Linked DNA regions of Homo sapiens: regions 2 and 3 are each linked to region 1. Evidence: chromatin contacts called from ENCODE Hi-C data. All regions are on one chromosome and are shown on one strand. Each heading gives the region's core, a stretch centred on a gene start or an enhancer-like site at or near the end of the contact. The rest is flanking DNA. Distances are from core to core; before and after follow the strand shown. Region 1 overlaps LINC02405 (long intergenic non-protein coding RNA 2405). Region 2 holds the start of SLC15A4 (solute carrier family 15 member 4). Region 3 overlaps AACS (acetoacetyl-CoA synthetase).

Region 1 (4,590 bases), core at 555-3,054:
GCAAACTAATGACCTTCAGGACCAATTCAGTCCAATGCATGTTTTGTAAGAAAGAATTTAAAGCTACATCTGATTGTTTATACATGTTTATGCTACACTTGACACATACGGCCTGTGGCTGCTGCTCGTGACAGAGACCACATGGTCTGCAAAGCTACTATCTGGCTGCCCCTGGTGATACAGCCAGGCTTGAGCTTGAGGTATGATGATTACAGGTATCAATGGAACCACACCAAGAAGCATGGATCTCCTGTGGAGCATGATCATATAGGTGATGGGTTCCTAGCCGCCGAGGGTGACAAGCCCAACTCCGCTAAGAACCCAATCCCAGAGCTGACCCCAGATAGGCTCTTTCTGCCTCTTTTCCCAATGCTCACCTGCTGGAGTTCCTTCACTGTGGCTCAGCCTAGAGTCATTCTCATGTCTGGTATGATCTCACTAATACCGTGGCTCCAAATCCCCTTTTTGGATGACTTCATTTCACAATACTCTCCTCTCCCTACCTCTCAGGATGGCCTTCATAGGATCTTTCTCCAACTGAGGCATTTTCTTGTTTTTCTTCAGCAAGGCTAAGCCCCGCAGTGAACATGTCTGATTGGTTTCTTGTCTTTTTCCCTGCAGAATGCAGTCATGAGGTCCTCAAGGGTCCACACCTGGCATGTCCCAGGTGCATCCCATGGGTTGACTTTTCCGCCTGGATCTGCACGTGCCCCAACCTAGGCCTTCATTTAAGACCAACTTGGCCATCCTCTGTCAAACAACAGAGCCTAGCTGGAGTCTCCTAGAATGAGTCATGTTGTGAACCTGGAATACCTGATGTTCCAACCTTTTACCTGAAGATCCAGGCTGAGTTGTGACCCCTCTCTAAGCAGAAGCTTCACCAGGTGCATCAGGCCTGTTAGAGGGGGTCCCCAGAGTGTTTTCCCAGGATGGCAGTGTGTTAGAGGGCTCAAGAGCTCTGGGGGCTATAGAGTCTAAAATGCAGGGCCCGAAGGATTGTGGTTGTAATTATGGGATCCTATTGCCCTATGGAGATATAATTGCATCTTGAAATTATGAAGTATCTCAAAAAAAGTATCAGTTTTCATTTCTGTAACTATAACTGTCTTTCAGGTGGAGCACTTGCTTTCAACCCTCCGTTTATACAATATTATCCATCTTCCATTCATCCTTGTGCACGTCTCACACATACTGCTACAATATTCAGCCTGTGTTGTGAGTGCTGGAGAGAGACGGGGAGAAGCAAATATAACAGATTGGAATGTTTGCCCGTTAGGGGCTACATCACCCAGCACAGGCCAGGTCAGAGCAGACAGTCAATAAATATTTTTAAAATTAATAAACGAGCATGATCACTGTGGCCAATTAAAGATCTAGTAGCATAAGGAAAGAGTGTGGTAGGGGTGTTGGAAGAGAGTAGGGTTGACTAAGCAAATAAACAGGGAAATCAAGTGTGAACAGAGTGTGAAACTGCAAGGAAATAGATATCTTGTTATTCAGAAAGTTGGAAGCTCATAGCCTGATATGTAGAAAGGGCTGCATGTGTGAGCCAGAGTGAGAAGAGTGTGTTGTGGTCCATGCTGCATGGAAGTGTCAAGTGAATGATATTGACAGGTCTCAACCTAATAACTAAGAAAATAAATAGAAACAAGAAAAGGAAACAGCCCAATTTCCCTGAGTTTCAGCTCAACATATAAAATACACAATCACACACATATATAAATACACCCATCTGCACACTTCCTCTTTTTGTGTGAGCAGCTGGAATTTACTGTAGGTGAAACAAATGTGAAGGAGGTTGCGAAACATACAGGATTCTCAGTTACTATTTGAGACTTCTCAATCTGAGTCAGTCTTATAAAATAGTAACTGATTATTTTTAGTTTAAAGGGTAGCCTCAGTTGGGCACTTCAGCCGGATTATCATTGACGCTGGCATACATTAGACTAGAGTACATGTTGAAGCATGTCTTAAAATCCACCTTGTGTCTGCTTAATTGCTGATATGGTTTGGATCTGTGTCCCCAGAAAATCTCATGTTGAATTGTCATCCCCAGTGTTGAGGTGGGGCCTGGTGGGAGGTGAATGGATCATGGGGGCAGAGTTCTTATGAATGGTTTAGCACCATCTACCTTGGTACTGTATAATGATAGAGTTCTCACAGTATCTGGTTGTTTAAAATTGTGTGGCACCTCCCCACTTTCTCTCTTCCTCCTGCCCCGGCCATGTAAGATGTGCCTGCTTCCCCTTCACCTTCCACCATGATTGGAAGCTTCTTGAGGCTTCCCCAGAACCCAGAAGCAGAAGCTAGTACACTTCCTGTAGGGCCCGTGGAAACAGGAGCCAATTAAACCTCTTTTTTTTTTTTTGAGAATAAGTCTTAAAAAGAAGCACTCAGGCTGGAGTGCAGTGGTACAATCTTGGCTCACTGCAACCTCCACCTCCCAGATTCAAGCGATTCTCCCGCCTCAGCCTCTCGAGTAGCTGGGATTACAGGCATGTGCCACCACACCCACCTAATTTTTGTATTTTTAGTAGAGATGGGTTTTCACCATGTTGGCCAGGCTAGCTTCGAACTCCTGACCTCAAGTGATCCGCCCACCTTGGCCTCCCAAAGTGTTGGGATGACAGGCGTGAGCCACCGTGCGTGGCCCCTCTTTTCTTTATAAATTACCAAGTTTCAGGTATTTCTTTACAGCAATGTGGGAACTGCCTGATACAGTCACTCACATTTGCCGAGTGCTTATTTTATGCCAGATATGATCCAGAGCACCGTGCGGTCATGAACGCACGAGGCTGTCACAGTGATCCTGTGGCATTGTACCCATTTCACGTAGAAGAAATGGAGGTTTAGTGAGAATAAGGGTATAAACATATAAGTAGATAGATATTAATAGATAGGTGGGTAGATACGATTTTTCTGAACAAACACGTTGAAAAATAGCATTAAAAATATTATCAGTCATGTTTTTTATTCCAAAGCTTCTAAGGGCCTTCAGCGTGCATTGCTACCTCTCAAGATCAATATATGCCACATAACCCACAATAAACTTAACCAGAGATGCCTTTCCTCCACTAGCATCTAGGAGCACTAGATTTTCTAGAAATACTTTGAGAATCACTGATGATGCAACAGATCTCAAAATGCCTTGAAATTTGAATTCAAAATAATGTTTAAATATAAAATGGACTTTTGTGCTTTATTTCCAACAAATAGAAAGGAAAACTTACTCATGAAATTTAGGCAGCCCATCACACAGAACTAGGTGTTTTGTAATTTTTTGACTCAAAATTGGTAAGCCAGCATTAGAAGGAGTGAGAGTATTGTCTATCTTAAGCTGTGTATAGGGATGATTGCAGCATATAGCCCCAAGGCCATACTGACAGCAAGGTCTTATCTCAGAAGATGGGGAGCTCTATTCTCTCCCTGTATTAGTCTGTTTTCATGCTGCTGATAAAGACGTACCTGAAACTTGGTAATTTATAAAAGGAAAGAGGTTTAGTGGACTCACAGTTCCACATGGCTGGGGAGACCTCACAATCACGGTGGAAGGCGAAAGGCACACCTTACATAGTGGCAGGCAAGAGAAAAAGAGAACCAAAGGAAAGGGGAAACCCCTTGTAAACCCATCAGCTCTTGTGAGACTTATTCACTAACACAAGAACGGGGTAGGGGAAACCGCCCCCATGATTCAATTATCTCCCACCAGGTCTCTCCCACAACACGTGGGAATTATGGGAGCAACAATTCAAGATGAGATTTGGGTGGGGACACAGCCAAACCATATCACTTCCCCATTGTGTATCTTAATTTACTCGCCCAACATCATCCTTCAAGAATTGCCCACTTCTTCATTTCTGTACTTTTTCCACACAACATAGACAAATACTTAGATACACACACACACACACACACACCCTTATAAAATTAATGTCTTTCTGAACATATGGCCATAGCTTTTTATCACACTAACATTATCGAAATCTTCGTCTCTTTCTCTCTCTCTCTCACTCACTCACTCCTGCTCTCGCTCTCTCTCTGTCACACTCTGTGTGTGTGTAAATTCCAAGAAATGTAATGGGGAAATATATTTAAAACCATTAACCTTTTTAGTATCTGCAAGGTTGAGATTCAGGACAGTTAGGCAGATATGATACAGAAAGGGGATTTCCATTTGTTATTTAACCTGTACATTCTGTACATTTATTTAAACTGTACATTTATTTAAACTACCAAAACATACATTGTTTTGATAGTTTAAATAAATACTTTTAATAACTAAAATAACACATGTGTCCTAAGTCAAAGAATTTCTTGGTCCCAATTTACCTCCATGAATTTGAAACAAAGAAGCTAAATTTGAAATCTATTAGGCAATTGGCAACATAGAACACTGAATAATGCGTCCTGAAGCATCTTTGTAGTTTGAAGTGCTTTCTCCTTTATAAATGAGTTTGTGCTGCACAAATGGGTGCTCATAGATACTTGACAGAAATGTCCAGGCCTCTGCAGCACATTGTGTATAAAAGGGATAAGGGAGGCTGAGGCGGGCAGATCACCTGAGGTCAGGAGTTCAAGACCAGCCTAGCT
Region 2 (4,417 bases), core at 1,515-4,014, 1.8 Mb before region 1:
ACTCCTGACTTCAAGTGATCTGCCTGCCTTGGCCTCCCAAAGTGCTGAGATTACAGGCATGAGCCACTGTGCCACTGCACTCCAGCCTGGGTTACAAGAGCGAAACTCCATCTCAAAAAGAAAAAAAAAAAATGGCACATATGTGTGTGTGTGTGTCTATATGTACATGTTCAAGGACATATATTAGTATCCAATAATAAGTTAAAATACTAATATATGCCCTTGAACATGTATAGACACATATATATACACATGTATACATGCACACATATACACACACTTATATACACACATATATACATATATACACACAGATATACATATGTGTATACACACACATATATGAGAACATAAGGTGACTTGCATCATTTACATTCAACAAATGGTCAGTCATTCACTCATCCAGTTCAATCTAATACCTATTTATCATTGGCAAGTGCTGTGCCAGCCTCTAGAACTACAATCGTGGTTAAAACAAAGATCCCGGCCATCCCAGCTTTGAAGACAGGCATTCAATAGTTGCACAAAATAAGTATAAATTATAACCGGTGCTGTGGGAAAAAAGTATAGGGAGTTCCAAGGCCATAAAAACGGGGAGCTAACCTAGTGTGGCAGGGTTAGGAAAGTGATATTTGAGCTGACAGCTGGAAATGACAAGCATCAACAGACAGGTGGCAAAGGTCCAATTCGGGCATTCAATTATTCTCTCCTTAGACATTGATTAAATATATATTGCCTGCTGTGTGGCAGCACTGTGCTGACCATCAGTCTATCTGTCGGACATTTAAAAAAGTTTTTTAAAAAGAGAATGCATGCAACTTCAAGACTTACTGGCAGGATTACTTCTCCAGATGACCTACTGGCAAGCCAACTTCCCAGCTACTGGCTCCACCCTCATCTTAGCTGGAGGGAATGATGAAGGAAGAGGAGGTGGTCTTACACTAATTGAATCATTGCAGCAGCTGTGGATCACGATTCCTTTCTTTCTTGCCTTTTTTTTTTTTTTTTTTTGAGACAGGGTCTCACTATGTCACCCAGGCTGGAGTGCAGTGATGCCCTCACTGCTGAATGCAGCCTCTACCTCCCGGGCTCAAGCAATCCTCTTGCCTCAGCCTCCCAAAGTGCTGAGATTATAGGCGTGAGCCATCATCCCAGGCCGGGGTCTCAATTTCTTTTTTTTTTGTCTTTTTTTTTTTTTTTGAGACGAAGTCTCACTCTGTCACCAGGCCGGAATGCAGTGGCACAATCTCGGCTCACTGCAACCTCTGCCTCCCTGGTTCAAGCGATTCTCCTGCCTCAGCCTCCTGAGTAGCTGGGACTACAGGCGCCTGCCACCACGCCCAGCTAATTTTTGTATTTTTAGTAGAGACGGGGTTTCACCATGTTGGCCAGGATGGTATCGATCTCTTGACCTCGTGATCCGTCCGCCTCGGCCTCCCAAAGTGCTGGGATTGTAGACGTGAGCCACCATCCCAGGCCGGGGTCTCAATTTCTGAAGCCATGCTGAGGGCCATTTTTGGGCGGCACTCTTTCACTCCACTATGTGCCAGGCGCTGTCCCAGAGGCAGGGGGCACAGTGAGGAACAAAACACAAGAGAATCCTGCCATCAGGAAGCTTACACCTGTTAACACATGCAGGTTGGGGAGATAAACGAATAAATTAAAAAATGTAACAGGTAATAAGGAGAAAAGAGTAACATGATGGAATGGGATACTCGGGCCTTGGACAGGCTAGTGAAAAAAATGTTTCTCTGAAGTCAACACTTCGGTGGAAGGTTGAAGGATGAGAAGCCAGCCATGCAACCATAGATGGTGTAGGGGCAGTCTCTGGGAAAGCCTGAAACAGGCTGGAGCTTGCCTTGTTCTAAGCCAGTGAGTCTCAATGGGGGCGTATTTGCCCCCAGGAGTCCTTCGGCAAAGTCTAGAAGACATTTTCGGTTGTTAACCTGAGGTGCTAGGGGGTGGAACTGGCCCCTAGTGGATAGCAGAGGCCAAAGCTGCTGCTGAACATCGTGCAACGCACAGGACAGTCCCGTCGCTCAAAGTGCCAACGATGCACGGGTTGAGAAACCGGGTCCTCTCCAGGACTGAAGCCCAGGGCAGGGAGCACGGGGGCAGCCTGAGCAAACCCGCCTGGAGAGCAGCCGCCGTCTCAGTGTGAGTTTTGGCTGCCTACTGGGCCCCACCGAAGCCCGAAGAGGGCCAGGCTCCGGCTTCTTTGTTTAAACTCCCTTAGTCCGACTGCCTGCAGTGGCTCATGCACGTAATTCCAACACTATGGGAGGCTGAGACGTGAGGAACGCTTGATGCCAGGAGTTCGAGACCAACCTGAGCAACAAAGCGAGACCCCATTTCAAAAAACTGTTTAAAAATTAGCCACAGGCAGCGGCGAGCGCCTGCGGTCCCAGCTACCCGGGAGGCTGAGGTGGGAGGGCCGCTTGATCCTGGGAAGCTGAGGCTGCAGTGAGGCGTAACCGCATGACTGCGCTCCAGCCTGGGCGAGAGAGGGAAACCCTGTCTCAAAAAGGCAAACAAAGGCTCTCGGCCGCCAAGCTGCGGAATCCCAAGCTCCCCAAGACACGCAGTGATCCAGAATACCGGCCACCTCCTCGCCTAGTGCCCGGGGCGGGGCCGGAAGTTCCGGCGAGTGGGGCGTTGAGCAGCGGCGAGCCCGCCCAATAGGGACATCTCAGGCCCGGCAGTCTCGCGAGAAGGGCGGCGGCCCTGGGTTCTGGGACAGGTGACCCGGCGGCGGGGCGAGGCAGCTGGCGGCGTCGCATGGAGGGCTCTGGGGGCGGTGCGGGCGAGCGGGCGCCGCTGCTGGGCGCGCGGCGGGCGGCGGCGGCCGCGGCGGCGGCTGGGGCGTTCGCGGGCCGGCGCGCGGCGTGCGGGGCCGTGCTGCTGACGGAGCTGCTGGAGCGCGCCGCTTTCTACGGCATCACGTCCAACCTGGTGCTATTCCTGAACGGGGCGCCGTTCTGCTGGGAGGGCGCGCAGGCCAGCGAGGCGCTGCTGCTCTTCATGGGCCTCACCTACCTGGGCTCGCCGTTCGGAGGCTGGCTGGCCGACGCGCGGCTGGGCCGGGCGCGCGCCATCCTGCTGAGCCTGGCGCTCTACCTGCTGGGCATGCTGGCCTTCCCGCTGCTGGCCGCGCCCGCCACGCGAGCCGCGCTCTGCGGTTCCGCGCGCCTGCTCAACTGCACGGCGCCTGGTCCCGACGCCGCCGCCCGCTGCTGCTCACCGGCCACCTTCGCGGGGCTGGTGCTGGTGGGCCTGGGCGTGGCCACCGTCAAGGCCAACATCACGCCCTTCGGCGCCGACCAGGTGAGCCGCGCCCCCGCGCGCTGTCCCTGTCCCTGTCCAGCCCCTGCCCAGCCCCAGCCTCTTCCCCTGCCCCAGTCCCTGCCTCTGACCGCGGAGGGAGCCCCTTGCCCCGGGGGGCTTCTGTCTAGTGCCGAGGAATCCCGCCAGCAGGTGGGCCAAGACTGGAGGTACCGGTGTGATGGGTGCTGGAAGGGGTTTGCCTGGGGCGGGGTGAGGTCTACACACACAGTGATGGCCACAGTGGCTTTAAAGAAAAGAGAGGCCGGGCGCGGTGGCTCACGCCTGTAATTCCAGCACTTTGGGAGGCCGAGGCGGGAGGATCTCTTGAGCCCAGGACTTTGAGACCAGGTTGGGCAACACAGTGAGACCTCATCTCTACCAAAATTTAAAAATTTGCCCTCCGTGGAGGCGCACACCTGTAGTCCTAGCAGAGAAAGGAGGATTCCTTGAGCCTACGAGTTTCGGAGGCTGCAGTGAGCTAGGGTCACACCAGTGCACTCTAGCTTGGGTAACAGAGTGAGACCCCACCTCAAAAAAATAAATAAATAAAATTTAAAAAATACGCTGAGCGCAGTGGCTCACGCCTGTAATCCCAACACTTTGGGAGGCCGAGGTGGGTGGATCACCTAAGGTCAGGAGTTCGAGACCAGCCTGACCAGCCTGGCTAAAAATACAAAAATTAGCCGAGCGTGGTGGCGGGCACCTGTTCTCTCAGCTAGTCGGGAGGCTGAGGCAGGAGAATCGCTTGCACCCGGGAGGCAGAGGTGCGATGAGCCGAGATCGCGCCACTCCACTCCTCCAGCCTGAGCGACAGAGCGAGACTCTGTCTCCAAATAAAAATAAATAAATAAATAAAAAATAAATGAACGGGACCCTTCTATGTTCAGGCCCTGTAAGTTCAGACCAGAAGGCTAGGAAAGAGCAGTTGTTTGAGGAGCTTTCCAGACATGGGGATTCGCAGGTGCAGGGCCCTGGGCCAGGAAGCTGAGGGAAGGGGAAGCCCCCGTTGTTGCCTTAGCTTCCTTTACAAAGAAGTGGGAAAACACTCATATTGCGTCTTCGTGGCTTTAAAGGAGTTACGGGCTAGGTTGGG
Region 3 (4,736 bases), core at 1,917-4,416, 1.9 Mb after region 1:
TAGGCATGCAATCTCAGCTTTAAGGGCACACACGCACACTCATATTCACACACATATGTTCACACACACATACACATACATTCACAAACACACATAAGGCCAAAGTGTTGTAAAAACCGATGCGTTTGCCTCACAAACCTCACAGTCTACCCTTCAAAATACAGAGATGCGAACACAAGCAGCATCGCCTCCGCACACGTGCACACCCACGCCCCACCCCAGCCGATTCTTCATCTCTCCTGGGCGGCAGGACCCAGCGGGGTAACCCCCATCCCAGCTCAAGCAAAGCAGCAGCCGTCCAGGAGAGATGGAGTCGGGCACAGAAGCAGCCAGATTCCTTCATTCCTGTGGGAGGGGCTGCGACTGTCCCCCATCACCATTCCCCACCCTTCCTTGTCACAGAGCCATCTGCACCCACCACTAGAGTTCTGGGAGGGCACCTGTCACCCTGCTGGGCAGCACATCTCCCCGCCTCCTACACAGCTGAGTGCAGTCAGGTGACAAGGTTGTGGCCAAGGGGGTGAGGGTGAATGTTAGGTCACCTCCTCCATGACTGTGGTGAGCCAACATCTTCCAAGTGGACAAGACCTGCACACCAGGGGAGGCAGCAACCATTTGGAAGCCCAGGTCCTTGGGTGACCTTGCAAAACAAAGCTACCTACCCGCCCTGGCCTACCCATTCACCTCAGAGCGGTGACAGGAGAGAAGACACATTCCGGATTGAGCCAGATTTGGGGGCACCTGTTAGAGCAGCCCAGCTTGAACCCAGTGACAGATTATCCCCCATAAAGCTGCATGTGACATTCCCTCTGAAGGCTTGAGCCCATCACAGGATAGGTTGTGGCTGGGTCCTCAAAGGGAGTGTTGTTCCCCATGAGCCCTTCTCCTGGGCATTTGCAGACTCGAGGGAAGGGGCTCTTCTGTTCACCTACAGCCATGGTGACAGGGGTGGTACGACATCAGGAGGATGCCTTTTCTAAGGCGTGTGGGTTTCAGGCCTTCTGTTTGGGAAACAGATGAGTGAGCCAACCTGGGCCCTATCCTAGAGGGCTCAGATGCCCCTGTGGGGACAGGTCAGTGGCTGACTGCAGCTGGAGTTGATCGTTCAGCTCCAGTTGAGGAGAATCCTCCCGGGCGAGAAGGTGGGGCTGGGCAGCCCAAGCATGAGAAGGAGGCCTCCAGCCTGGAGAAGGTTCCTGGAGGTGGGCAGGAAGGGCCTGGAGGAGGACCAGCTGCTCAGAGGCCTGCTGGCCGTGGGAGATAGCAGAATCCTGGCAGCCCTAGCCAGGCTGTGTGGCAGATCCTGATGCCTTCAGAAGCTCCTGATGGGCCAGGCCTGGTGGGGAGCTGGAAGAAGACGAGAAGGCACGGTGCAGCCCACGGCCATCTCAGAGATGAAAAGGCAGCTGGCCGGCAGGTGGTGGGTTCTTTAGAGTGATGCTCGGGCCAAGGAACGTCAAAAGCAGGCTCAGCACCACGTGCACTCAACTGGCTGTTGTTCCAGACCATCTGTCCCTCATTAATGAAGTTGTCCGGCAGGGCTTATTAATAAGGATGCGTGGGCTTATTCAGCCTGGGCCGTCTTGCTGGAACTAAAGGGCACGCTGATTAAGCTGTAATGACTCCTCAGGCACTGTCAACATGAAGGGAATCTCCAGGCACCCAGTGAGAGGAGAGGACCTTGCAGGCCCCAGGCCCGACCTGAACCCTAAGGCCCACGGGCCACTCACAGGGGAGGACAATCCCAGCCCAAGTGTCATCAACCAGGGCTCCCTGCTGCTCCCAACAACCACCATCCACTTCTCCCTCGGCCAGCAGGACCCAGACTGTGTTTGCAAAGTGAGGTCAGCAGAGTAGCAGCCCCCCAAAGATATCCACATCCTAATCCTTGGAACCTGTGAATGCGTTAGGTTACATGGTGCTGTGGGTTGGATGTGGCTTGTCTATATGCCAAAACTCATGTTGACATTGACACCCAATGTAGCAGTGTTGGGAGGGGTCAGATCCCTCCTGAATACATTAATCCCCTCTGTAGGGGGTGAGTTCTCACCGTCACTTGTGCCTCGTGAGAACAGATTAGTTCCCAAGGGCGTGGTTGTTGAATGGTCTGGTTTCCTCTCTCACTGCGTGATCTCTGCATGCACCTGCTCCCCCTCCATGTTCTGCCCTGAGTGGAAGCAGCATGAGGCCCTCACCAGATGCAGCTGCCCAGTCTTGGACTTTTCAGCCACCAGAATCATGAACCAAATGAACCCCTTAATAAATTATTAACTTATAAATCACCCAGCTTCAGGTATTCTGTTACAGCAAAACAAAATGGACTACGACGTCGTGAGGAGGAGTGAGGGCTGCAGATGGAATTAAGGTTGTTAATCAGCACACATCAAAATAGGGAGATTATCCTTATTCAAGTGGGCCTGCTGCAATCACAGGGGGTTCTTACATGTGGACACGGTGGGTGGGAGTGTCAGCGTCAGAGAGCTACAGTGGAAGGAAGGTGTGACCGGCCATTGCTGAAGACAACAGGGCACCAGACAAGAAACACAGTGGCCTCTAGAAGCGGGAGAAGGCAAGGAAATGGATTCTCCCCTGCAGATTCCTGAAGGAACACAGCCCTGCTGTCACCCTGATTTCAGCCCAGTGAGACCCACAGCAGACTTCTGACCTCCAGGACTGTAATAAACTGGGGCTGTGTTAAGCCACTGCCTTTGTGGAAATGTTACAGCAGCTGTTGGAAACTCACAAAAAAGGGGAACAGGTCCTCTTTGAAATACTCAGACCCCCGGATGCCCTTGCAGCGAAGGCGGCTGCGTGTCCCCAGGCTGGCTGGTGAGGCCCAGCAGATGCTGCCGGCTTTCCAGAAAAGCCATCATTTTGCAGATAAAAAGGGACACACTCCAGAGATGCAGCTTTTTGCCTTTACCCAGCCCCCTTCTCACTCCCACCTTCTTCCTGCCTACAGCACGGATGAAAGACTAGAGGTGGGGCAGCCAGGCAGGGCCAAGATGATGACTGCCACATCCTGAGGACAGCAGAGTGCAGCAGACAGGAGCCAGGACTGCTGCACTGTGGAGTTGCTGCCCGGCCCCGGGAGAATGGACTGCCTCCAACTTCCTGTGACGTGAGAGCCATAAACGCTGCTGGGCCAAGCCTGGATCCCGTGGCATGTAGCCACACACAACCCAAGTGACATGCAGCTCTTGCGATGACAAGAAAGGAGCCAGAAACCTGGCTGGCGCTGGGTGTTGGGGGATCTCAGGGTGGAGGGGGCCCAGGGTGCTGGCTTCACACTGAGCAGCACTCCTCGTTGGTCACAAGGGAATGTGGGTAAGTACCAGGGCCCTGGGAAGTGCCCCCAACAATTCGAACCACACAACTCCAGGGCACAGCTGTTGGCGGGCGCACAAGCACCACCAGCCTCACACACGCAGATGCGGTCCCCCCTCCAGAGAAAACACACCAGCACACTGCACACACAGCATGGGTGCATGTGCACACATGTATACATTTATTGCATAAAATTCATCATAGCACTTTCCCCCATATTTTTATAATCCAAAAGGAAAATGATTCAAGAAAGGATTTCATTGTGCTCAGTTTCAAAAAATATAAAAATGGACATCAGATTAGAGATACAAGTTCATACGCTGAACTGAATTGTACATACCAACTGCCTGGCTATGGAAACCCGTGACTTGACTTAGGGGTGCTGATGACATGATCTCGACAAGAACCCCCTAGCAACTCTCAGGTGGAGGCAGCACAGGGATGCGGTTCCTGGTGAGGAGGGTCCTCACTCGGTGACCACACTGCCTGGGCTCACAGCTGGAGGGCTCACCCATGAGGGACACGGGTGGACACCCACTGCTTCACATGCCTAATTCACATTAGAAACATGTAAAGCCATTCAGTCTGTGCAATAAAGAGATCCTGTATGAAATCCACTCATTCCTTGGAGGGAAGCTGGCCCGGAGGCACGCTCTGGTTGACGGGTGACGCACAGTCCTCCAGGGCCTGCATTGCATCCATGACACAGACACACGTGAACACCCAGCCCGCCGGTCCTAGCAGCCAGCTGTGAAAGCTGTGTCAAGTCACGGGGGTTCCTTTCTAACAGCTAAAGCTCAAAGGCATACTGGACCCTGAGGGAAAACAGGAGAGCCTGAGATGGGAAGGGAAGAAAGGGATTTGCACCTTCACAGAGCAAAATGGGACAACGGGACGGGGAGGTTGAAGACAAGACCTTGGCTCAGGAGTGTGTCTGTCTTCAGCACCAGCCAGCCCCACCGTTCCCGCTGCACTGTGTGTGCAAAGACACACACTCTCACCACAGTGCCACACCTGCGGCCCAGACACTCCCTCCTGGTCTCTGAAGGCCAGAATCCCACTCGTGTGGAAGATCCAGGTACCCACCAGATTTAACAAAACAGAGAAACGATCCCTCCCCAAGCCTACAGAACACTTGGTGCGAGCATCCTTTTACAACAGCTGTAGGTTTCTGTATAATTTCTTGAGCACACAAAAGTTACAGTGCACACGGGTGCGGCTGAGTGACACGCCAGCCAGTCTGACTCAGAAGCCCTGCAGCTCAGGGATGTCCCGGTACAGATCCAGGGTCTCGGGGTTCGAGAAAGCACCTCCTTGCTCCACGGCTTTTCCAGCGATGATCTGTTTGACGGCAACTTCCACTTTCTTGCCGTTGAGCGTATACTGCGAGGGAAAGGTAGAAAAACAGG

What was found. Hi-C counts contacts between places; a loop is a spot of excess contacts on that map. Pooled maps may share reads with other maps.
Region 2: a loop to region 1 is called in a pooled map, with 4 times the contacts of the local background. The contact joins the promoter of SLC15A4 here to the enhancer-like site in region 1. A Hi-C loop is called at or near these places in 2 of 37 single-sample maps with no recorded cell type and 2 of 50 pooled maps.
Region 3: a loop to region 1 is called in a map with no recorded cell type, with 4 times the contacts of the local background. The contact joins two enhancer-like sites. A Hi-C loop is called at or near these places in 2 of 37 single-sample maps with no recorded cell type and 2 of 50 pooled maps.

The regions. Positions count from the first base shown.
Region 1 is chr12:127,039,430-127,044,019 of GRCh38, reverse strand. The region is part of intron 1 of LINC02405 (long intergenic non-protein coding RNA 2405); the gene reads left to right. Among named protein-coding and RNA genes, the nearest start is that of LINC02405, 19 kb to the left of the region's middle. RefSeq lists a silencer at 1,669-1,869 and an enhancer at 1,853-1,982. Within about 2 kb of position 1,804, at least 2 of the 41 ENCODE cell types and tissues checked have a DNase peak (open chromatin) inside an H3K27ac peak, as active enhancers do.
Region 2 is chr12:128,822,305-128,826,721 of GRCh38, reverse strand. It overlaps SLC15A4 (solute carrier family 15 member 4), which reads left to right and starts at 2,764. Exons shown (of 8, transcript NM_145648.4): 1 at 2,764-3,324. The coding sequence starts at 2,779. It overlaps LOC124903083 (a long non-coding RNA gene), which reads right to left and starts at 2,778. Exons shown (of 2, transcript XR_007063602.1): 1 at 832-2,778. RefSeq lists an enhancer at 2,854-3,013.
Region 3 is chr12:125,142,066-125,146,801 of GRCh38, reverse strand. It overlaps AACS (acetoacetyl-CoA synthetase), which reads right to left. Exons shown (of 18, transcript NM_023928.5): 18 at 3,486-4,710. The coding sequence ends at 4,573. Among named protein-coding and RNA genes, the nearest start is that of TMEM132B, 42 kb to the left of the region's middle. RefSeq lists an enhancer at 3,121-3,695. Within about 2 kb of position 3,166, at least 3 of the 41 ENCODE cell types and tissues checked have a DNase peak (open chromatin) inside an H3K27ac peak, as active enhancers do.